Regions from separate parts of the Mus musculus genome. Here region 2 is linked to region 1. The links are chromatin loops, found by intact Hi-C in ENCODE. Cell type or tissue: heart. All regions are shown on one strand. Each heading gives the region's core, and the rest is flanking DNA. Links, peaks and the distances in the headings are about the cores only.

Region 1 (11,986 bases), core at 2,424-10,423:
GGGTAGTACTCACTGCCACCTCTGAGAAGGGCTCAGGGAACAAATAGTGCATCTTGTTCCCTGCCTGCCAGTGTGAGGCAGGTCCCCGTGTCTGACCTGTGGCTATCCTTCACTGTAGCTGACAGCGCTTTCCTGGCCTTTATTAACGACCGTGTCAGCAGCTGGCGTGGGATGCTGCGACTGTCTTCAGGTGATAGATCACGAAGGCCTTTCACGGCTATTTATTTCCAGTGACCCTGTCTCCCCTCCACTATTGCTAGCTTAAGAGTTATGAAGGTGAATCGGGATAATTTGATATCGATCTATTTGCTGAGCTAAATTGACCGCATGGTGGATGTTAGTAAGGGCATTTGGCTCTACCAGGGCCTGTGATGGTGGCTCTGATCTGCTCACGGCTACAATGGGGAAACAATTACAGGGACCAACACGGAGGGCCAGAGTGCCAGATATCGGGGAAGTGGTTCTTCTTGGGTGTTGGAAGGTTCTACAAGGGCCGTAGCCACCAGTACTGCACCCACAGGAATGTGGCAAGTGTGACAATGGATGTTCCCCATTCTGGCAGGTGATGTCTTGTCTAGAAACAGTCAAGCCACAGTGGCCTTGAGAACACCATACAGAGAATGGCAAGAGACGTGTGTGTGTGTGTGTGTGTGTGTGTGTGTGTGTGTGTATGTGTATACAGATCTCCTGTGGCTAGGCTGACATTACTCTCCACTCTGCATGGCTATCTGAGCTAGTGTGGCTCCAGCTTTGGGTCTATATGATGGCCCCAGGGCATCTTATCTTTCACTATGCTGGGCCATGTGGGCAGTGCCCTGCTGTCTTCTCAGGCTCAGTTCACCAGGAAAGTGCCTGGTTGCTCTCCATCTCCCAGGAGCACAAGGCTTCCCTGTGAAGGCCTTGATGCATTGGCCAAGGGTCAACAGAGTAGGTGTGCACAGCACAGGTGCCTCCTTCCGTGATCTTGTGAGGATATCTTTTGGAAATATAAGGACTGAGGTCTGGGCTGGCCTGTGATACCTGCTATGGAAGGGCTCCAGGTGAAGTTACCTCCCACCATTCCTGAGGCTTTTTTTCCACTGAGTCCAGGGTCTTGAGCCCAGTAGCAGATGTGTTTTCTTGAGCAAGATGGCCCAACACAGGGTGATGCTGCATAGGGTCACTCCCACAGACTGCACTGGGATTCTCTGGGAATCCTGCCCCTGGGGATCACCGCCATGGACTGGCTCTGGGAGGCCCAGATATCCAACAGCTCCTTCCACATCCTGGTTTCTGGAGGCACAGCATCTTCCTTCCAACAATGAATCGTCCAGTCTCACCTGGAGCTCTACCAGGCCTTGTGGCAACATCAGAGGCCCCATCAGTGATCTCTGCAGATTGCTGAGGGCCATATGTGGACTCAGGGCTATTGTTAACACGTGGCCCCAGGGCTATTGTTAACACAGTGGACCCAGGGGTCTGGGGAGGAAGGGAGAGGGGGGGAGGGGGAGGGGGAGGGGGAGAGTGAGCGTGAGAGGAGAGCAAGAGGGGGAGAGGAAGGGGAGGAGGAGGGAGAGGGAGAGGGAGAGAGAGAGGGGGGAGGAAAGGGAGAGGGAGAGGGAAGAGAGGGAGAGGAGAGCGGGAGAGGGGAAGGCGGAGAGAGAGGAGGAAGAGGAGGGAGAGGGAGAGAGAGGGGGAGAGGGAGAGAGAGGGGGAGAGGGAGAGGAGAGCGAGAGGGGGAGAGGAGAGCAAGAGAGGGAGAGAGATGGGAGGGAGAGGTAGAGGGAGGAGAGGGAGAGGGAGAGCTCAAGAGCGCTGTGCTGTTTCTCCCCGTGGCCTGAGGGCACATAACCAGGATCTGAGCTGGCAGGACGTGGGCTGGAAGATGGAGGCCTGGGAAGCTGAGTAGGAAGAGGTTTGAGAAGAAGGCACAGAGGACCAGAAAGACCCCAAACTGGGGTGAGACAAGGTCAGGGAAGAGGAGCTTCAGGGCTATTTGGGGATGGCCCTCACCTGGCATGGATGAGGCTACAAAGACTTCAAGTGTTCTAACACACACACACACACACACACACACACACACACACACACACACACACACACACACACACACACACAGCAGCTCCAGGGAGATAATCCCGGCAGCAGGAACCATGGTCTGGGAGCTGTAGGCTCCACCCAGTGCTGTTGTTTGTTGTTCTACGTGGGCTGGGAGCTGTGCCGGCCTAGGAAATGTGTGCGCGCAGACTCACAGCTCACAGGTCACAGTCAGAGAAGCACTACACGGTGTGTCTTTATTTCACCTCTTCTCACTGTCACCTCTGACTCTCTGGGACCTGCCCTCAGGAGAGGCAGCAGCCCCGGGCACTGGAGAGCTGGCCACAGCCGTGTCCTTACTGTGCTTGTGAGACTGGCACACACCAGTGATCTCAAGGACCACTGAGGACACAGCCAGTGGTCAGGGTCACCTGGGCTTGGACAATCAGCCTGGGGTTGAGGGAACTCACTTGGTGATTCGTCCCTAGAGGTTTTGATTCCGGTCAACCTGATTGCAGGAGGGGAGGGGTTCCATCCGAGGCCCATAGCACGTGACCGCGGGGTGTTTGGGGTTCTCTAGCCTTGGCCTGGCTGGCTCCTCTGTCCTGAGGGGTACAACTGTTTGAGCAGCTCCTTCTTATTCACCTTGCCCATCTGGTTCCGGGGGATCTCCTCCACCAGCAGGAGCTCCGAGGGCACAGCATAGGGGGCCAGGACACCTCTGCAGAGACAAGCACAGCCTGAGGACAGCACCCCACCCCGGGAAATGTCTGATATATCCAGAAGCCATTGTGGCCACATCCTGACTGTGACAGATGGCAACAGGACTGTTGTCTTCTCTCTGGCTTCCTACAAAGTCAGCAGTGACATGGGTGAGGACACTGAGAGGAGGGGACGAGTCCTTTGCTCTCCTCATCCAGACTGGTTTCTTCTTGTCCTGGGGATAACTGACCACAGGCTGGCCTGCTGCCATTCCCACTTAAGGTGACTCTGGCACAGGAGAGTGGCTCCTGCAGGTGACAAGCATGGTCAACTACCGACAAGTAGCTTCTGGGCCACCACCAGAACGTAATGAGAGGAAGGCGTTGTTTTTGGTAGGAAAGGCTGCGGGTCCTGTTCTGTGTCTCAGATGGCACTGAGGTAGGGATGTGAGCCCTGCAGATGTTCTCCTGCTCTGCTGCAGGGACAACCTACCCAGAGATCATGTGCACGGCCTGGGGCAGCATCCCCGCCTGCCCCAAAGTTCCTCAGACCAGAGAAACCTTGGCTTTCCCAGGAGTCCACAGGCTGTATGTGTACAGTTTTAACTGTAGATACAATTTTCAGTCTTGAGTGACTCGTGGCCTTCTATGTCACACTTTGTTCCTCCCTGAGCCTGGCTCACCAGCTCTCTTGCTGCAGTGACTGCTCAGACCTTCCAGCAGGGCTGTCTGGGGCACTGTGGCTCTTGAGCCTTGCTCCTCTAACCACTTGGACTGTGTCCCTTGGTTCTGGACGGGCTAGCCTCACTCCCTATGACTTTATCCCAAGGGATCCTCTTGAGTCTCCCACAGGGATCCCAGCGCCTCTCCTATTCCTAGCTTGTGGTCCCCATTCTTCCTGGTGCCCCCCCCCCCCAATCTTTCTCCTCTTGTCCTGTTAAGTTTACCTGGCCTGTGTATTTCTCTGTGTAGAAACTAAACTGGGCAGGATTTACAGGGCGGTCCATTGCAGTGTAATGTGGGGACTGGGTACAAACCTGTACAACTGGCTGAAGTGACCGGCTGACACAGCTCCAGATAGAGGCACAGCCTGCCCACTGCCTGGACTCGCAGCCCAAGATGAACTCCCTTCCCGGTGGGACTGGGAAGAGGTGGCAGTGAGTTCTAACCCCTGAACACAGTCTCAACTGCAGTGGTCCTCAGAGCCCCTCCCTCAGCTCAGGAATGTTCCTTCTCTGGTACTGCTAGAGTCCCTGCAAGTGACATGAGCATCTAGAAATGCACGCTCCGTGTCTACTGAACTGACAGCAGGGCTCTCACTCTGTAAACACCCCACGCACGCGGCTGGGTTTCTCAATGTTTAACCTCCCGTTTCTGGTGTAAGTGCCACACGATCAGGATGTGTTGGCTCTTTTGTGAATAGGACCTAATTTCTAGCATTTGGTTAAGCATTTTGTGTCTGTCTGACAGGAAACTGGTCTGGGTTTCTTGTCTGGTTTGGGTCCCATGAAGTGAGGTGGGAGTGTCCCTCCTAATGGGAATGGACTTGTATGCACTTTGGGCAGTGTCCCCTGAGGTGCTCTGGGCCTGGCATTTGCCTTGTGGTTTTTTAGCTGGGACTCAGCTTCACAGACACAGAGCTCTTCAGCCTGGCTCTCATATTAGTTCTGGTAATTTATGCATATCACTGGTTCTTCCAACTACAAGGAGGACAACTTGGGGCTGTGTGGACCTCCTGACAATCACTGGGCTGCTGTGAGGTACACACTACCTCACAGAAGGTGGATAACACAGGTGGACACAGTGACACCTGGGTTCTCTGTGCTTCTTCCCAAACCTCCTTCTCTTTCTCATCTGGGTCACCAGGGCCACCCAGGCTGGCCTTGAACTTGCTCCAGGCCTGTGCCACTGTGGCCACTTCTCTTTCAGTCAACATGGAGAAAACCTGGTTCTTTGTTGGTGTCCCCTCCTGACACTGTCTCTTTCTGGAACTCCTATTAGCCGACTGCAACCTCAGGATGAGAGCTCTGCTCTCTGTCCTTCCCACCCGCCTCTCCAATGGCAACTGGACAGCACAGCCCTGGCCTGAGGCAGCATTCACCAAGCATGGACTTGGACATCACACAAGGGTGATGATCACTGGGCCACACGGCCTTGCTCACAGGACGAGCACCGGGGAACTCAGACGCTGTTCCCTGGGGACTAGGTAGGGCTGTGGTTTCAAGTGTGTGTGTGGGGTCTCTCCTCAGGTCCCTAACCCCAAGAACAACTGGTGGGAAAGCTACTCACTGTGGGGACAAAATGTCTTAGGACAGCTCGGCAGTGCCTGGCGATCTTTCTTGCACTGTCCCCCTGTACACAGCTCCAGCTCCCCAATGCTCTAACCCTTGGCCCTCTTCTCAGGTCTTCTTACAGTCACCATGAGCCTGAACACCCAAGCAAGGAGCCTGACTTCAGCGGCAGACACAGGCCCTGGGGGAAGCACTCAGAGCGCAGGAGCCACCAAGCTGTGGACACAGACCATGGCTTGAGGGATTCAGGCCAACGTGGGGCCTCCATCCAACAGCCACACTGGCTCTCAGCAGAGGATGCCTGTGTTTCTCTTCTCAAAAAAGTAATTGTTTAATCACAGCAGCAACCGGCCAAGCAGACTGCTGCCTCTGCTAAGCTGTGGAGCTCCAACTGTGACTTTGTGAATCCAGGGAATCAGTAATTGCCCAGCTGTGTGGCCCTGATGAACGAGGACCCCTGCTGCCTGTAAAGTCTCTTTGGACGAGCCAAAAATAGAGAAGGCAAGTCGGGGTGGGGGCGGGGGTGTGTGTGTGAGGAGACAGCAGAGTGGAGGGAACTCAGATTTAAAGAAGGATCCTGAAGTTCTCCTCACGGTGGAAGCTTCGAGAGTCTCCTGTCCTGAGAGTTCTGGGAGGATATCAGCAATCACCAGGGACTAAGATGAAAGAAACTGGAGTCTACCACAAACAACATGGGGCAAGCCAGCCAGTGCAGTATGGTGGCTGTGGTGGGACACACCTTTAATCATAGCACTTGAGGAGCAGAGGCAGGCGGATCTCTGAGTTGGAGGCCACCTGGTGTACAGAGTGAGTTCCAGGACAACCAGGGCTACAGAGAAACCCTGTCTCAACACCACCCCCCACCCCCAAAAAACCCCCAAGATCTACAAGAACCAGGGAGAATCCGTCCCTGCCCTGGGTTAAGAAGGGAGCTGTGGGCACAGGCCCAGGCAATCCCAGGCTTTGGGAGGCCCTGCAGTAAGGTGCGAGGCACTCAGGCAGTCCTCAGGGCTGCGAAGCCCAGGCCATCCTGTGGTGGCCTGAGCAAGTCTGGCAGGATAGGGAGGGGGGAGGGGTACTCGGTGTGGCACTGGATTGTCAGGCACTTGCTGGGGGGTCCTAAGCCTTGAAATGATTTGGGGTTTATAAGTTGATACCAAAATATCTGCTTCTGTCCCAGGAACACACATTTCTGCCTCAGACTATCACTGTCTCCCAACTCGGTTTGCAGCAGAGGCCCTTCCTACTGCCAAGTCTACATTTAATGAGGGAAGAGACAAACTAGTCACGGGTCCCACTGTTGGCTTCTCGGCTTCACCCTCCCCACGTCCAGAATCCAGAATGGTTCACCCAGCCTCCCCGCTCCAGGACAGGCCCTTCTGTCCCCGATTCCAAGGTGGTTGGTTCCCTTAGATGCGCTAGAACCCAGGACAGTCCCTTTAGCCCTACCTGGCCCACTCCTTGAGATCCCCGTGGGACAGTGAATGTCCTTCTTGAAGAGCAACCACAGCTGTGACCCGCTGGCCCCATGTCATATCAGGAACTCCAATTACAGCGACATCTGAGGACAGCAGAACAGGTTGGGGATGCCTGGGAAGGTCCTGATGACCACACAGACTGAACAGCATGCAGGAATATGTGGTAACGTTGGGCTGTTGGCTGCAGTGCCCAAGCCCCTGGAGTGAGACCCGTGGGGATGACACTCATGGGAGTGGGAAGCATCTCTAGGGGCTCAGCCTGCTCTTGCTTGGTCTGCAGAGCAGCTGTGCGTTCTGGCCAGGCCTGCAGGCCGTGCTAGTGCAGCAGGGAGCAGCTTGGAATAGCCATTATGTTGCTGTGTGCAGGGTACAGAGGGAGCATAGACACATTTCACAGGAGCCCTAGTAGCAGGTGGAGGAGGCTCCTGACAGTCCAAACCTTGACAGAGTAGAGAAGGAGGCACTGTGTTTGGAGCCAGAGCTCCCCTAAGCCTGAGGTAGCCACCTACTCACCGGTGATGCTGGGGTGGGCCAGCAGGTGCCGCTCGATCTCCAGGGCGCTGACTTTATAGCCTCCAGTCTTGATGATGTCCACAGACGTGCGCCCTCGGATCCAGTACCTAGCATCCTTGAACACGGCGGTGTCTCCTGGAAAAGGAGTTTGTTTCTGTGATCGCTCTGGACAAGCTGGTCACAGGAGACTTCAGTGCTCCTGACTGTCACCCCAGGAGTCCCAGGGGACCACGTGCATGCATATGTGGGTCCCACTATTCCCACTGTCCAGGCCCACTTCCTGTAGAGGCTAGCTCCAATGGCATGTGTCCTTTCCCATTCTCCATTCCTGTGACACTGGCACCCAGCCCTGCAGCCAGCAGTGCGGGGTGGAGCCCACCAGAATCTGTGGCAGTGGCAGGCTGGAAACCGACTGGGCCACTGGATTCTGGGCTATGTTCCTGTCAGAGCAATCAGAAACAGGGTGCACCGTTTTCAAGAGAGCAGCAAATAGTTTGTGGCCTTTGACCCCAACCTCTGCTTCACACAGACACATGCTGGGCACTGTCCCGCACTGTTCCACCACTATCCACAAGCCTCTATCATTGCACGGTGGATGGGTCCTGGGTGAAAGGACAGTCATTTCCAGCTCCTTTTCCAACATGGGGATGCCCTGTGGTAAATGTCTTCCTGCTCTTTCACCCCTGACTCCCACCAGCCCCAAACAGCCACAGTGCCCTTTTCTCTAAGCGAAATAACTGTCTCACTTGCTCCTTTCACACAGGAGCATGGGGCCTGCCCAGTGAGCTTGTTATGCCCCACAGACATGGTGGCAGTGCCAGGAGCAGGGCCCGGGCTGGAGCACAGGGCTATATTTCTGGCCAAGTCTTCTCCCAGCACGGCGGTGTGTGTATTTGCGCATTAGTGCGGGTGCATGTCCATGCACACACATTTGCATGATTACGGCTGTGTATAGGCATGCAGATGCCAGCAGCAGCCCTGACAGCAGTGCTGGGGCCTCCCTGTCTGCTCACACGCTCCCTGCACTCCCTGTGGGTTATTAGCTGGAATAAATCATAAATATTTCATCGTACATCACGCGGCCCGACACGGTAAGGCACCATCCATCACCCCGCTAGTCCCTGGGACTTGCAGTGCAGGGCACACTCCAGTCTATTAAACAAGATGGATGGGCCTGGACAAGCTCAGGGCTTATTCACGGAAGACAGGGAGAGGCTGGCCCTAGAGAAAGGACTGGCACTGGAGAGTTCTCTCGTGTGTGGCAGCTGTGTGTGTGGCAGGTGACAAAGGGTTGGATGGGCACCCTCAGCCTAGACCAGGACAGGCCTTGGACAATACTGACCGAAGGGAAAGGACCCAGTGTGGGCTATGGGGCACTCAGGTCTTGTCCTGGGTCCTAAGGGACCCTCTACCTTTGGGGCATACAGGACTTGTCCTTCCCACTCCTGCTGTAGCTCTGGGTCCAGCTGTGTCCTTCGGCCTGGGAAGCTCGTCTTCCATCGGCATCTCCTGCTGTAAGCATCAGGTTGCTTGTCTCCGCATGAGACAGTGAGGTGGCAGCCTGCACTGAGGGTCCTAGCAGGAAGCTCTCTGATGCTGCTCCCTGGGTCTCCACTCCCTCTAAGGTGCAGCAGAGCTGAGCCACTGCCCTGCCCTGAACGTGGCTTCTCTTTTTGGACCTGCAGGAGATACCATACTGCCCACTACAAAGCTCCATACTCTCGCCCCAGGCCCCACGCTGTTAAGTTTGATCTGGTGAGAAGCCTTGGGACAAGGGATTCTGCACATGTGGGTTCTTGATCTGGGGCCGTGCCCCACGCTGCGCTTTTCTCTCTTGAGGAAAGAGATCCGGGCACCGCTGGGCACAGACTGACCTCTTGGCAGATTCTGCCTCACTGTCAGGGTTTGGGGACAGTGCATGAGCATGAGGGACTGTCACAGCCCATGGCAATGATGGGTGCCAGGGTCAGGCTACCTATTGGCAGCGCTGGGAGAGAGGAGTTAAGACTGAGTGCCAGGTTCTGGCTCACCCTCAAAGCTCCATGAGGTGCCGTCCTCTCTAAGCTTGTGAAGTGTTACCTCACACTCTGTCTATACAACAACTCTGTAACTAATAAGGCCACACCGGGGGTTTCCCTCTGCCGATTCCATGCTGCTTACAGCTCGCGATTTCGTAGAGCCTGCAAGACCTCAATCCTAGCGTGCTCTGAGCTCTGACGATGCTGACAGAGGAGTCCGAGCCACTGGGGGTGTGCTTAGCCTTCATGAACCCTGGCCTTGCAGACAGCCTCTATAAATCTCTCTAGCTGGTGCCTGTCCCCAGGTGACAGGCAGGTTGATAGAGCGCGGGCTTTCGCAGTGCTCCGCTCAGATGTCAGCACACAAAGCACTGGCAGCCCAGGCCCCCATCTTTACTTGGATGACTGGATTCCACTCTGCTGAACAGTCCTGTTCATGGCAGAGTCTGATGCAGGGCTGAGGTCCGCTATCAGCACCTCCACCAGCACACGGTCCACGTCTTTTCTGAGGCTTGAGAAAACTGCTCTGTCTAGGCCACTGGGTGTCCTTGCCTGCAAAGGCAGGAAGGGCCAGCACAGATGCTGGTGCCAAGGTCTGGCAAGCTGCAGGGAACTGTGAGCTGTAGGCTGCATGGCGTCAGGCGGAGGGAGAACCTGGGTGTGGTCACTATGGTTGTCCACGGAGGGGCTTCTGTGGGACAGATCACTAGGCAACACATCACTAGCTTAGAAAAGATAGCAAGTCAAGGGGGCTTGAAGGTGCATTTATAACAGAGGCTCAATTCTTAACTCCTTCCTCCCAATAATGCTGCTGACAAGGGGACTTCCAGACAGAGGTGACAGAAAGTATTCAAGGGGACACAATGAATGTCCTCATAAAAACAAAGATTTGGAATTCAGAGTGCATGAAAGTGGATTAGAGAGGACCCTGATGCTGGGGTTTCCCAATGGTGACAGAAGCAGTATCTGGTTTCCCCATGGCCAGTCAGCCACACAGGATGAGTCGCTTTTGCTCCAGGGCACTGTGCTGGGTCCTTACTTGATCTGTGGCAGAACAGCAGCGCCTCCATACAGGAACTAAGAACATCAGTGCCTCCATACAGGAACTAAGAACATCAGTGCCTCCATACAGGAACTAAGAACATCAGTGCCTCCATACAGGAACTAAGAACATCAGTGCCTCCATACAGGAACTAAGAACATCAGTGCCTCCATACAGGAACTAAGAACATCAGTGCCTCCATACAGGAACTAAGAACATCAGTGCCTCCACACAGGAACTAAGAACATCAGTGCCTCCATACAGGAACTAAGAACATCAGTGTCCATACAGGAACTAAGAACATCAGTGTCCATACAGGAACTAAGAACATCAGTGCCTCCATACAGGAACTAAGAACATCAGTGCCTCCATAAAGGAACTAAGAACATCAGTGCCTCCATACAGGAACTAAGAACATCAGTGCCTCCATACAGGAACTAAGAACATCAGTGCCTCCATACAGGAACTAAGAACATCAGTGTCCATACAGGAACTAAGAACATCAGTGCCTCCATACAGGAACTAAGAACATCAGTGCCTCCATACAGGAACTAAGAACATCAGTGCCTCCATAAAGGAACTAAGAACATCAGTGCCTCCATACAGGAACTAAGAACATCAGTGCCTCCATACAGGAACTAAGAACATCAGTGCCTCCATACAGGAACTAAGAACATCAGTGCCTCCATAAAGGAACTAAGAACATCAGTGCCTCCATACAGGAACTAAGAACATCAGTGCCTCCATACAGGAACTAAGAACATCAGTGCCTCCATACAGGAACTAAGAACATCAGTGCCTCCATACAGGAACTAAGAACATCAGTGCCTCCATACAGGAACTAAGAACATCAGTGTCCATACAGGAACTAAGAACATCAGTGCCTTCATACAGGAACTAAGAACATCAGTGCCTCCATACAGGAACTAAGAACATCAGTGCCTCCATACAGGAACTAAGAACATCAGTGCCTCCATACAGGAACTAAGAACATCAGTGCCTCCATAAAGGAACTAAGAACATCAGTGCCTCCATACAGGAACTAAGAACATCAGTGCCTCCATACAGGAACTAAGAACATCAGTGCCTCCATACAGGAACTAAGAACATCAGTGCCTCCATACAGGAACTAAGAACATCAGTGCCTCCACACAGGAACTAAGAACATCAGTGTCCATACAGGAACTAAGAACATCAGTGCTTCCATTCAGGAACTAAGAACATCAGTGCCTCCACACAGGAACTAAGAACATCAGTGCCTCCATACAGGAACTAAGAACATCAGTGCCTTCATACAGGAACTAAGAATATCAGTGCCTCCATACAGGAACTAAGAACATCAGTGCCTCCATAAAGAAACTAAGAACATCAGTGCCTCCACACAGGAACTAAGAACATCAGTGCCTCCATACAGGAACTAAGAACATCAGTGCCTTCATACAGGAACTAAGAACATCAGTGTCCACACAGGAACTATTCTAGATGTGCCCTGCGGCCTCACTGTGCTGGGGTCTAGGCTATCTCTGGGGACTGAATGAAGGAACTTGACTACCTTAATTTCCTTTCTTGGCTGGGAGTGAGAAAGAGTGCCCTGTGTTCTGCTCATAGCATCCACAAGGCAGAGTGCAGGAGGCCACACCCTTTTCAGGCCACCACGACTCTGGGAGGAAGGGGATGTTACCATCAGAAGGCTGTACTTGGCATGGGGGTAAGGACCATCTTCCACGACTGCAGTCTAACTCTGTTACACTAGCTCATTGGCTGAGCTGTCTCTACACTGGGGCACCAGGAAGCTGGCTCTTTCTGGTCAGGCTACCTCTCTGTGCCCTCACTCTGTCTGTGCCCTTGGGGAGAAGGCTTCATTTGTTTCAGAAGGAAGCTCCCAGGGCCCTGAGGCCCTGCAGGATCCTGCTGGCTGGGATCTCCA
Region 2 (11,986 bases), core at 2,369-10,368, 300 kb after region 1:
AGTTGACTAGCTGTTCAGATGGGAGTATGTGACTATGTGTCCATGGGTTCTCTTACTGGTATTATGGCTACCAGGCCACCCTCGGTGTTGAGAGAGAGAGCCAGAATGACTCGACCCACCCCATGCAGGTCAGCTGAGCCGTGAAACCACGGTTCCCAGACGCGTCGCACTAATTAAACCCCCAACACTATGGTAATTAAATGCTCCAAGTGCTCCCAGAGCCCAGGCAGTTTGGCCGGGCTCCAAGTAGGTAAAATGAAGTCCCTGTGCCTCTCCCAACCCCGGCTGCTTCAGGCTGAGGCAGCTCCCGACTCGACCCCTCTCCTCGATCAGCCAGGACTGGTCCACACGCCCTCCTGACTGCTCTTGTCTGTCTCCCACAAGGGGCATCACTTTCTTCTCTAACAGAAGGAAACAGATCCGATTAGAGCTCTGTATCCACAATGTGCTTTGAAACTGTCCCTGCGCTTCACGTCGGCTTTGGAGCCTGAAGAGGTGGGCGTCCGTCAGCTAGGCATCCTCAACCCCCTTGCCTTTCCTGTCTCCAGCAGATCAGGAATAACTCGGAGAAGGGGCCAGCCAGATTGGATGTATCTGAACAGACGGTGGCTAGCGCTGAAATTACCATGACTTCGCATGGCTGCCAGGCTCAGTGTCTCCCTGGGGCTGTAGAAGTGACAAGTGAGGACAGCTTCAAAGGAGCAAAATGCACCTTAGGCTTGACTGACCCTCTTTCCTGCTGGCTGCACCTGGGCCTGATCAAAGGTGCTAAGATATCCAGCCACACTGCCCAGGCTAACCCAGTCTAGGAGCCTTAGTCCCAAGCTTTAGGAACAAGTCCGGGCAGCTGGCTTCCTCATGTGCCCTCAGCTGACTGTACCAACCCTCCTCTTCCAGGAAGGGGGATTGGCCAGAGCCTTCTGGGCCTGGTTTGGCTTAAGTTTTTGCTTTCAGCCTTCCTGGGGGGTGGCAGGTGTGGCCACTAGGCTTCATTGACTCCGGACTCCCAGCGCGCAGCTTCTAGCTGCTGCTGGAATTCTCCTCCTTCCTCTTCCTCCTCTGCCTGGCCCCACCCACTGGCCGAAATCTCACCCAGAAGTGTTTATAGTTGCAGCCCAGGCCAAATAAGGCAGGCAGGAGACCCGGAATCCCAACGGGTGGCAGGGAGCAGCTAGGGTGTGGGTCAGGACCCCACCCCCCAGTCCTGCAGCTGTCCTGCTCAGCAGCAGTTATCTGGTCCCCTCCTTTGTACTTCATGCAGCCATCTGGGGATGGCAGAGGGCAGGATCTAGCAGGGCGCTTCCCTAGAGCTGAAGATCCGGGTTTAGTGTGGTTGATATACTTAGGTATTTTGTGGTCGTTGATCCTAGAATTTCATACATGTTAGGCAAGTGGTCTATCACAGAGGCACTAGGTCACACCTCCTGTCAGGTCTTGTGTGACCTCCGCTGTCCTTGAATTCCCTAGGCAGCTGAGGGTGACCTCACCTGATTCTCCGCCCACCAGCTCCTCCGGCCTTGGCCTCCCAAGTGCTTCCAGGGTAAGCGTGCACTGCCACACCTGGCCTCTAGCCATTTTTATTTTTTATTTTGAGACAACAAGGTCTTGCTGAGTATCCCAGGCCAGGCTGGAACTTGGGATCCTCCTGCCTCAGCATCCTGTGTAGCTGAGATCCCAGGCCTGAGGCACCAGGCCCAACTAGGTGTCTAATCTGGTAACCTCTGTATGCTCTGGGAGGAAGATAGCTTGTGGCCCTCCCTGCCCTTCACTTCTGTGATTGTGGTAATGTGTGGCAGCATTCTTCTTATGAGAAAGGAGATGTCAAGTTTAAACTCTTTGTTGTTTTGTTTTGAGTTTTGAGACAGGGTTTCTCTGTGTAGCCCTGGCTGTCCTGGAACTCACTCTGTAGACCAGGCTGGGCTCAAGCTCAGAAATCTGCTTGCCTCTGCCTCCCGAGTGCTGGGATTAAAGGCGTACGCCACCACAGCCCTCCTTAGCTATGGTTTTTATTGCTGCCACAAAACACCATGGCCATAAAGCAAGCTGGGGAGGAAAGGGTTTATTCAGCTTTCACTGGAGAAGCTCCAAGCAGGACAGGAACCTGGAGCAGGACCTGATGCAGAGGCCATGGAGGGTGCTGCTTACTGGCTTGCTCCCCATGGCTTGCTCAGCCTGCTTTTTTATAGAACCCAGGACCACCAGCCCAGGGATGGCCTCACTCACAATGGGCTGGGCCCTCCTCCATCAATCAATGATTTAGAAAATCCCCTGCAACTATATCTCATGGAGATATTTCTTCAACTGAGGCTCCTTCTGCTCTGATGACTCTTGTGTCAAGTTGACACACCAAACAAGCCATTTCAGAGAGGTATTCGTAAGATGACTCTGGGCCCCCTCATACAGAGATCATGTGGACCCTCAGAGCCTTCCTATCTCTTTACAAAGATCAGATATATGGGCAGGTTCTTGGTTATGTTTGTTTATTTTCAATAAAAGTTCTTATTGGGCTGAAGACATGGCTCAGTAGTTAAGAGCACTGACTGCTCTTCTGAAGGTCCTGAGTTCAAATCCCAGCAACTACATGGTGGTTCACAACCACCCATAATGAGTTCTGATATCCTCTTCTGGTACATCTGAAGTTAGCTACAGTGTACTTATGTATAATAATAAATAAATCTTTGGGCCGGAGCAAGCAAGCAGGGATTGAGTGAATAAAGTTGACTGGAGTGAGCAGAGGTCCTTAAAAAAAAAAAAGAAAAAAGAAAAATCAATAGCCGGGCGTGGTGGTGCACGCCTTTAATCCCAGCACTCAGGAGGCAGAGGCAGGAGAATTTCTGAGTTCAAGGCCACCCTGGTCTACAAAGTGAGTTCCAGGACAGCCAGGACTATACAGAGAAACCCTGTCTCAAAAAAAAAAAAAAAAAAAAAAAATCAATTCTCAACAACCACATGAAGACTCACAACCATCTATTCAGCTACAGTGTGCTCACATATATAAAATAAATAAATAAATCTTTAAAAAATTTTATTTATCTATTTAATTGCATTGATATTTTGCCTGGGTGTATGTCTATGTGAGGATGTTAGGTCCCCTGGAACTGGAAGGACAGAAAGTAGTAAGCTGCCATGTGGTTGCTGGGAATTGAACTCTGGTCCTCTGGAAGAGCAACCAGTGTTCTAACCACTGAGCCACCTCTTCAGCCCCGCGTCTCTCTCTTTTGTTCAGAAGTATGTGTCACCTCTCAGGTGCTGTATCTAGTGTGCCTGCAGGAGCTCCACAGATAGGGACAGTGGGACTCTTGAGGTACAGCTGAGCAATCTGAGGGAGATGGGGCTTGTCTGTGGTTGCCAATCAGTCAGGAGGAATCTGGGTATCTTGCAGGATCAGTGTTGCAGGGCATGTCCCAGCATCTGTGGGGTCCCTGGTGCTATACTCCCCGTGGACTCATACTGGTGGACACAAAGACTCTTGCTGACATTGTTACTCTGGTTGCCAGGCTACTCGCCTCTTGCAGGTCCAGGACACTGGTCCGGTGGCAGTGAGCTGCTTGTTTTCTGAATGCTGTCCCCTGCAAAGGCTGGAGGAAAACCAGTCACGAAGGAGATAGGCCGCAGGAGAGACAGAGGCCAGGGTACTGACCCAGCCAAGGGTGAGCCACAGATAGCGCATTGGCTTGTAGAAGAGCAACAGGAAGCCCGCCAGGCTGGGTGGTCCCATGGGGGCCTACAGTAAAGATCTTAAATGGTAGGCAAGAAATCAGGCCCGCGTGCTCGCTTCGGCAGCATATATACTAAAAGTGGAATGATACAGAGAAGATTAGCATGGCCCCTGCGCAAGGATAATACCCAAATTCGCGAGGCATTCCATATTTTAAAAAAAAAAAAAAAGAAAAGAAAAAAGAAATCAGGCCCCCACCCGTCCTGAAGCTGTGGACACCACTGTCCCTTGACTGACAATGGGAGGAAACCCTGCCTGGGGATGCAGCCAGGGTTACAGGCATGAAGCCGGGGGTGGAGGGGACATTTCCCTCTTCCTCCCCCACCCCCATATCCCACCCTGCTGTTTAGGGACATAGAGATAGTTGGGCTAGCTGGCCAGGCCTCCCTAAGGCATCTTCTGGGGTTGGCGGCCTCTGTGACACTCATGTGGAACAGCTCTAAACTTCCCTGCTTCCGAGACCCTCTGCGGGTGTAGGGAAAGGTGGATGAAAGTCACTTACTGTCCTAGACACACCCAAAGCCCTCCCTGCCCCCCCCCCCACACTTTTACTCAGCCTCCCTGTCCTCCAGGTTGGACACACAGTACCAGGCCCCCTATCTTTTCTTTTCTTTTTTTCTTTGACAACAGTCCTTTGGTGCTTTTTACAGAGGAGGAAAAAGGAAGGGCAAGTTTTCAGTTGGGTCCTCCAGGCCTGCTCTCCATATCTCTTCTGGGATCTCCTCCTAGCCCCTTGTTCTGAACGCCTGCCTCTCTGCTGTGCCCAGCGTGTACTATCTTCTCACCTCCACACTTAAGGGCCCCACCAAGCCCTCACCCTATGCTGCTGGCTACAGTCATCAGAGCCCTCTCGCATGGCTGGAATGGGGTAGATGCAGTCCCATTCATCCCAAAGCTACACCCTGGGCTCCTGGGCCGCTGTGGCCCATCACCTCACGTTGCGGTGGTCATGGCTCACGTGTGGTTCCCTCCAGTCCCAGGTCTCTGTGTGGCTTCTGTGGGTTTGAATTGAAAGTCTTGGTCTTTCTGAGTCTCGAAGGATCCTTTGTCTGCCCCAATTCCTTCTTACAAGTGCACATAAATCACACTAGGGACAGGGACTCACCTCAGGCCACTTACCACACCCACTGGTGACTAGGCAGTCTGTGGTGCATTGTGGGGACAGGGGCCCAGTTCACAGACCCTCACACTCATAGATTCTTTTTCTTTTTCTTTTCTTCTCTTTTATTTTGGTTTTTCGAGACAGGGTTTCTCTGTATAGCCCTGGCTGTCCTGGAACTCACTTTGTAGACCAGGCTGGCCTCCAACTCAGAAATCTGCCAGCCTCTGCCTCCCGAGTGCTGGGATTAAAGGTGTGCGCCACAACGCCCGGCACATTCACAGATTCTTATGATCTATCGGCTGCTCAGCTCCAATGGTGGTCAGTTCTAGCCATTGATGTGTCCAGGATCCTGGTCAGATGGACCCTGGAGCGTAGAGCTTGCTTCCTCTGACCCCTGTCTCTGATCCCTGGAAAACCAAGTTTTCGGGGACACTTGTGAGACTGATACCTACCCCAGGATTGTGACAGACATTGGCCTGCATGTGGCATTGTCCAGGCCTGTGTGCAAGGCCATGGGGTGGGACAGAGGCTGCCCTTCCGAGAAGTAGTCTTCTGAGGGTATTGGTTACTTCTGGGCCCCGAACACACCTTGCTGAGCCTCTCCCAGCCTGGCAGCTATGGCCTCTTTGGACAGCGTACTCCTCTGTGGGACCCAGGGTCTCAGCGGAGTCTCTGCTCCACCACTGGACACGGCTGCTGCATAGCTGGGACCATAGAAGGACTCCAGGCTCTGCTCTGCCTTGTAGCTCTTTGCCAGTCTAGACACCACTTCCTCCAGGGCTGAGACTGTGGCTGCCCCAGGGTCCCAAGCAGGCCCTGCCCTGCCCTGCCCTGCCCTGCCCTAGAGATGGGTTGCAGTCCTTTGGGCTAGCCTGGTCTCTCCTGTTGGGGCCTCTGCTCAACTCTCTCTGCTCACCGAGGTCTTTCTTTTGGCCTAGAGAGACTCTCCTCCCTTCTCAGAGGGAGGTAGCCTAGAGACTAGGAGGGCAGGCCATCCAAACCTGTTCCCTCTCTTGTGCAGACAGGAGTGACAATGGTGGGGTGGGGGGTTATATGAGACCCTCAACCTTGTTTCTGTGCTGGGCCGAGATGGTAGGGTGAGGTGAGTCTGCTCTTCACCCAGGCTTCCCTCGAAGAAACCATGCTGTTCCTGCACTGGACGCTTGCTTGTCTCCACTTGGGCTGGACGGCCTGCTGCGTTGATGCAGACTAGTGTGAACCTTCACTGTGTTCTCTCCCTGTTGACACAGCCCATCCCTCCAAAGGATCCGGTCATCTCAAGCACACACTGTATCTCTGCACCTTTCCGTCCGTCTGTCCAGCACTGGCTGTGGTAGGGGAAGCTCCCCACAGATCTGCCGTGTGCTTCAGACTCATTTCCAGAGCCATTTACAAATGTGTCTGGCATCTGCTTTGGGAGGTCGCTGTAAGGCTTCTTTGACCAGAGACATATGGGAGCAGCTGGCTCAAAGAGCCTCCAGGGAGTGGTGGATTCTCGTCTCCTACCCTGACAGACCCTGGGCCAGGCTGGGGCTTCTTGAGTAGGTGAGGTCTCCCTTACAGCCCAATCTGCAGGCCCATCTTCATGCTCATGGTGGAGGAGGGGTGGTGACAAACCTTCTGTGTGGTGTACTCTAAAAGTTGTGTGTGGTCCTATTACCCTTACCCCTCCCTCCCTGACCCGGTTCCCACAACGACGAGCAAACCGTTGCTCTGCTCTGGGTCACTCAGAGTCCAGGGGAGCCACCCGGTGGACTTCATTAGCCCTCAGCTATGGCTTGAGGACCCCAGAGTGGATGTTAGCAAGGGTCTTCAGCTTTGTGCTGTAGGGTGAGGGTCTATAAAGGGTTAAGTATGTGCTGGCCTGCAAGGGGCCCTTCCTGCCTCTGGCTGTCCCTATTGTTGCTGGCTCAGGAAAGGCCTGTTTCCTGTGAAATCACAGGCTTTGCCCAGCAGCTCCACCAGAGCAGTCTGAGGCTCTGCCCTCTTTGAGGAATGTCTTTGTCCCCCATGACCCCTCTCCTGCAGTTAGGTGGCAGCTAACCTTCAAGGACAAAGACAAGGAAGGCTGTCTCCTTCAGGCTGCTTGTGATAAATAACATCTCACCTCTGTCCTCTGCACTGCTAAAGTCATGGTTGTGACAGTCACATCAATGTGTTTCAACCAATACGCCACACCACCGGGACCAGGGAGCACCTGGGAACCCTGCATCCCGACACAGCCAGGTTGTGTTGCCTCTTAGTGTTTCTTTCCCTCTCTTCCCAGAAGCAAGAGCTGCACGGCTGACCCAGGCGGGACTCGCTCTCCTGGCTCGCTCTTCTTGCTCTTGAGGGGTGATAATCTTGGAGGAATGATGACTGAGAACGAGACCCTGGAGTGTCAAGTTGTGCCTCTGAGCCTGTTTCCTTGGGTAGAGTGTTCGTCTCTGGACGTAGCCTTTATTTCTCTGTACAGTGTTGGGACCGCTCTACACGGAGGGCAGGCAGGAAGGAAAAGAGGCAGGGGAAAGGGCAGAGCTCAGGGCCTGTGCATCTCCCAAGCTGACCTGTGTTGCTGAGGCAGGACAGGGCGTTCCCCTCGCCTGGTCCCTGGTGCCTCACCTTGCATTTCATCTACCTTTGGCACATACAGCTATGTAGGGTTCTCCTGGCCCTACCTGGGATTAGGAGTAGCCAGGCCTCAATCTCAGTAGCCCATCTCACATTTCCTCGTTGCCAGGAAGCCAGGCATGGAAGTCCCTACCCCTTGCCATCTTGGGTCTCTGGTTTCTGGAGCCCATCACAGATTTTGGACACCGTTCATGTATTTATTCCGGTAAAACATCTATCCACGAAGTTTGTCATCTTAATCTATTTTTGATAGTGTGGTGGCATTAGGCACATCCTCATATGTCACTAATGGCCACCCCAGGACCATCTCATTTTCCTGACTGAAACTTGATAACAGTTAAACTTTAGCCGCGGGACTGGAGAGATGGCTCAGTAGTTAAGAGCACTGACGGCTCGTCCACAGATCCTGAGTTCAATTCCCAGCAACCACATGGTGGCTTACAACCATAATGAGATCTGGGGCCCTCTTCTGGTGTGTCTGAAGACATCGACAGTGTACTCATATACGTAAAATAAATAGATAATTCTTAAAAACAATAATAAATTAACTTTAGCCTCTCCCGCACTCAACACACACAGAACCTCGGGGTCTGAATTTTAAGCTTGCCAAGCAGGCTGCAGGGTAAAGCATCTTTCCCTGCTCCCCAGGGCCTGTGGTGGCCGCCCTTCATTGGCTGTGCTTGGGAGGCCAGAATTCAAAGTCAGGAGTCTTCTCCAGTTGTGTTCCACTTTTTGGAGTTCATCAGTTGGCTTGATTGACCAGCAGGCTCTGTTGCTGTTTCTACAGAATGCTACCTACCACACACAGCGTTTCATACCTGCACCAATCACTGTACGTAATCTAAGTGTGTGTATGTGTATGAACACAGGTCCGTGCGTGTCACAGCATGCTCGTGGAAGTCAAAGGGCAAGCTTGGGTGTTGGCCCTCATCTTCTACCTTATTTGGCACAGGGTTTCTCTGTTAATCCCTGCTGCTTTTGCCAACCACCTGGCCTGACCGCTTCTAGCCAGTCTCTCCTCTCTCCCTCCCATCTCCTGGTAGAGGTGCGCTGGGATTACAACTGGCTTTTGCACAATTCTGGGAATCCAAACTCGGGTCACCAGGCTTCTGTGGCAAGCCACCAAGACGCGTCCTTAGCCTGGCTTTCCATCTTTTCACGTGGGTTCTGGTGATCTCAGCCGAGGTCCACGTGTTCATGCGGCACATGCTCTTGGCTCCCGACACGGGCTTTTGATCACTGCCCCTCACGTGCTTGGTTCAGTGCTGGCCATTCCCGGTATGTGAGGTCGAACCAGTGTCCTCAGAGGCAGGACCTGTCACATCAGGGATGTTAGATAGGAGAAAGCTCTCAGGGGCCTGTGGATGAAGGGACTGGTGGGTAGTCAGCTGGGTAGACAGGTGGGCAGGATCGACAAGCCAGTGGAAAGCTGGGTAGACATCTACCTGACCGGAAGCAGCGAGTGTGAGGGAGGGTGCAGCCTCTGTGAGACTAGGCTGGACGTGGCCCTGGTTGGGCTGAGAAATAGAGCCCTGGAAAGCAGAGGGATTTCAGAAAGCTTTGCCTCCACAAATGCACTTCCCCCCTGCCTCTTGGGCCAAAGAAGATCGATTTTTTTTTTTAATGTATCATTGTTGAAAACTTCAGATTTGATTTAGGAGAGCTGAGCCTTGCATGGTAGCCAATGTATGTCAGGAAGAAGACAGCACCCTGACTCCAGAGAGGCCCTTGGGAGCCAAGAGAAGTGCAGTCGTGGTCAACACCCTGCCCTCCCCACTACCACCACCCTCTCCACCCCTGCTGCCAGGCTCCTTGAAGCAGCAGGTGCCCTTGGAAGTTGGGCTACATCTCATGTCCACTGTGATCCTGGAAGAAGACTGTGTCAGGCAGGGGCTGTGAAGAGGGTACAAGCTGAATTCAGAAGAAGTCACCCACCCCAAGTGGGTAGTGTCACCTGAAGAGGTGACCTGGTTCAGCTTAGGTTGTTTGTTTTGTTTTGCTTTTGGCACTGGAAATATCATTTATAGCTCAATTTTAATTTTTTTAAATGTACTGTGCTCTTTGGGTCCCTGCCGCTTCCTTCCAGGGGAGCCTGGTTCTGTGGTCGGTCTTGGTCCCCAAGTTCAGGTCTGCCCTGGCTGTCCAGGTCTGTTGTTGGTTCTCATCCTGAGGAGGATGTGTGGAGGATACCCACTCTCAGGAGAGACTCTCAGAGGGACAATGAGGTAGGATTGATGCTCCCGGCCACAGAAAGTCCGCTCTTGGGGTTGCTTTGTCCAGGAGGGAATCGGGGTTCCTAATGTACCCTAGCTCCTAGCTCATGGCCTTTTAACCTTACCTGTCTAGGACAGTCAGTTTCTGAAAATAGCAATTGCCCGAGGTGAGGACAGCAAGATATGGCTTGTAGTGAGTGATACTGTGTGTGGCCGGGCTCTCACACAGCATGTAGATCCTCTTTGGCCTGGCTCCTTTTGTATCCCATAGCACAGGTAGAAGTGGGTGGGACTGAGCGCTGCATAGGGTCCCAGAACCTTGTCTCCTGGAAGGCCCTGTGTTTCTGGGAAGAAGCTTGCTCATTTGGTTAAGTGGCCAGCGTGTCACCTGCCTATGCTTCAGGTCCTTTGACCTCCCTGGCAGAATTCACCAGGACGGTGTAGGGCAGCAGGGTGTCAGGGAAGTTCCCAGAGGGAAGCTGTGCTGTGCACTGGCACTGGTAGGGGGCATGCACAGGCAGAGTGGTGTAAAGCCAGGTTCAGAACCGCGCCGGCCCATCAGTGACTCAGGAGGGGGTCCAGAGCTCGGTCCCAGTGACTTCCCACCCAGTAGTGGGAAAAACTAACCATTTCTTAGTTGAGCTGCCTGCCGATCAATAAGCGAAACTTCAAACAGGAGGAAAAGCAAGATGAGGAGGAGTGGGCCCCAGAGCCCTGCGTGGGTGGGGTTATGCGGAGTGGTCAGAACCTCGTGTGCATCCACGTATGAGTTATGAGTACATGGACTGCTTTGGGCAGGTCCTTGGGGTATCATGGGACCTGGGCATCGGATGACAGGAACATGGGTATTCTGTCTGTGGTGCACAAGCCTTATGTATGCATGCTTACAGGTGTGAGAGAGGGGCACTGGGGGGTACTGCCCCCCAGCCCCTCAGGTGAGGGCTGCCCCTATTGTTGGTGTACTAACCATTTGTCTCTCTCTTCTCTAGCCTCCCTGTTACGCTTCAATGCTCTCTCGCTGGTCTATTTGCTGTTTCTACTGCTGCTGCCCTGGCTTCCAGGCCCCTCAAGACACAGCATACCAGGTAAGGGGGCAGGATCAGGGGGTGGCGATGGAGCCCAGCTCCTTGGGGGGACTCTGACCACAGCTGGGTATCTGGATAGGTACTCTACAGCCACACGGCCTCGGCTCCCAGTTTTAACAGCCTGAGTCAGTCCCCTGGGGTCTAAGGGTTCCTTCAGTGCACACCTGTAGCTGGTTCAGTTTCTTTCTTCCTGCCGGTTGCTTGTCACAAGAGGCTCTATTGTCCTTGAAGGTGACAGGGGAAGGGTTGTATGTGGATCCCCATCGGTCACTAAGTGTCCCTCAGAAGGCAGAGGGAATTGGCAGGTCCTAGTTGTTCCGTGCAGGTAGAAGGTTTAGGGATCTGCACCGTGGTCCATTCTTTCTTCTAGGTAAGTTACCTGGACTGACGATGTTGTTCTGCCAGGGGCTCTGGCCAGCTTGTCTCTATCACCCTGTAAGCCAGGCCCTACCTTGGACCACCTTGCTATGTAAAGAACTGGCCACAGTGGGCCTCATCAGGATCTGAGCTGGGCAGGGGTGCTTCTCTGTTCCTTGCCTTTTAAACAGTAGATGCTATGCAGGCCAGCGTTGTGTCCTTACGTGGGAGTGGACAGTGGTACCATAGTGAAGTAGGGAAAGGCTGCTGCTGTGCCTTGAGTCTCCACATAGGATGACGTGGGAAGGGTGGGACCACTGTGTCCTCACCTTCCGGGCTGCTGTGGCAGTGGCCTGAGAGAGGCAGGACATCCTGAAATCCTTCATCCTAGGGCTCTGGTCACCAATGCTGAAGGTGCCTAGCGTCTGTTTTGTGGTGTTCGGTACGTACTCAGTGACCCATCCCCAAGTGTACCACATTTCTAAAGTAGAGAAGGCTCGCTGTTGTCTTCTGCGTTTGTGGGGTTCAGATCCGCATGGCAGCAACCTGGGGAACGTTAGCATTGAAGTGAGAGATCCTGCCCCAGGAGACACTGCAAGTATCACAGACAGTGTCTGAGGGTCAGCAAAGGTCAGAACTGGGTCTGATGTGACGGCCTGGGGCCCGGGAAGGCACTTACAGCCTTGGCACTGCCCTCAGAGTGCTGGATTCAGCATGTGTGGGCCCCAGTGAGAGTGGACTTCCTGTAACAAGCCACCCTGCCGAGAGCCACACCCACTGGCTTATGGGGCTGCAGTCAGGTTATGAGTGCAGTTGTGCCTTTTCAGAGGGCTTCAGGGATCAGCTTCCTGGCTCCTCTTCTTTTGGGGGCATCTTTGGGTCATGGCACCTTCTACCTCAA

The links. Peaks named below come from ENCODE experiments on the same cell type or tissue, not always from the same donor. Only the 100,000 strongest peaks of a DNase experiment are listed, where the experiment ranks them.
Region 2: a loop joins it to region 1, with 2.2 times the contacts of the local background. A loop is called at or near these places in 9 of 42 quality-filtered maps.

The regions. Positions count from the first base shown.
Region 1 is chr8:122,808,143-122,820,128 of GRCm38, reverse strand. It overlaps Acsf3 (acyl-CoA synthetase family member 3), which reads right to left. Exons shown (of 10, transcript NM_144932.4): 8 at 7,000-7,134; 9 at 6,458-6,569; 10 at 2,242-2,737. The coding sequence ends at 2,593. Among named protein-coding and RNA genes, the nearest start is that of Gm35466, 9.3 kb to the left of the region's middle. In heart, for the core only: CTCF peaks have their summits at 7,009 (motif pointing right) and 9,558; no DNase peak of the experiment used is centred there; H3K27ac peaks cover 399 bases.
Region 2 is chr8:122,512,456-122,524,441 of GRCm38, reverse strand. It overlaps Piezo1 (piezo-type mechanosensitive ion channel component 1), which reads left to right. Exons shown (of 51, transcript NM_001357349.1): 2 at 10,633-10,728. It overlaps Gm26497 (a small nuclear RNA gene), which reads left to right and starts at 3,768; the gene lies at 3,768-3,874. In heart, for the core only: no CTCF peak of the experiment used is centred there; DNase peaks (open chromatin) are centred at 3,611, 6,451, 6,751, 8,604 and 2 weaker places; H3K4me3 peaks cover 1,269 bases; H3K27ac peaks cover 6,312 bases.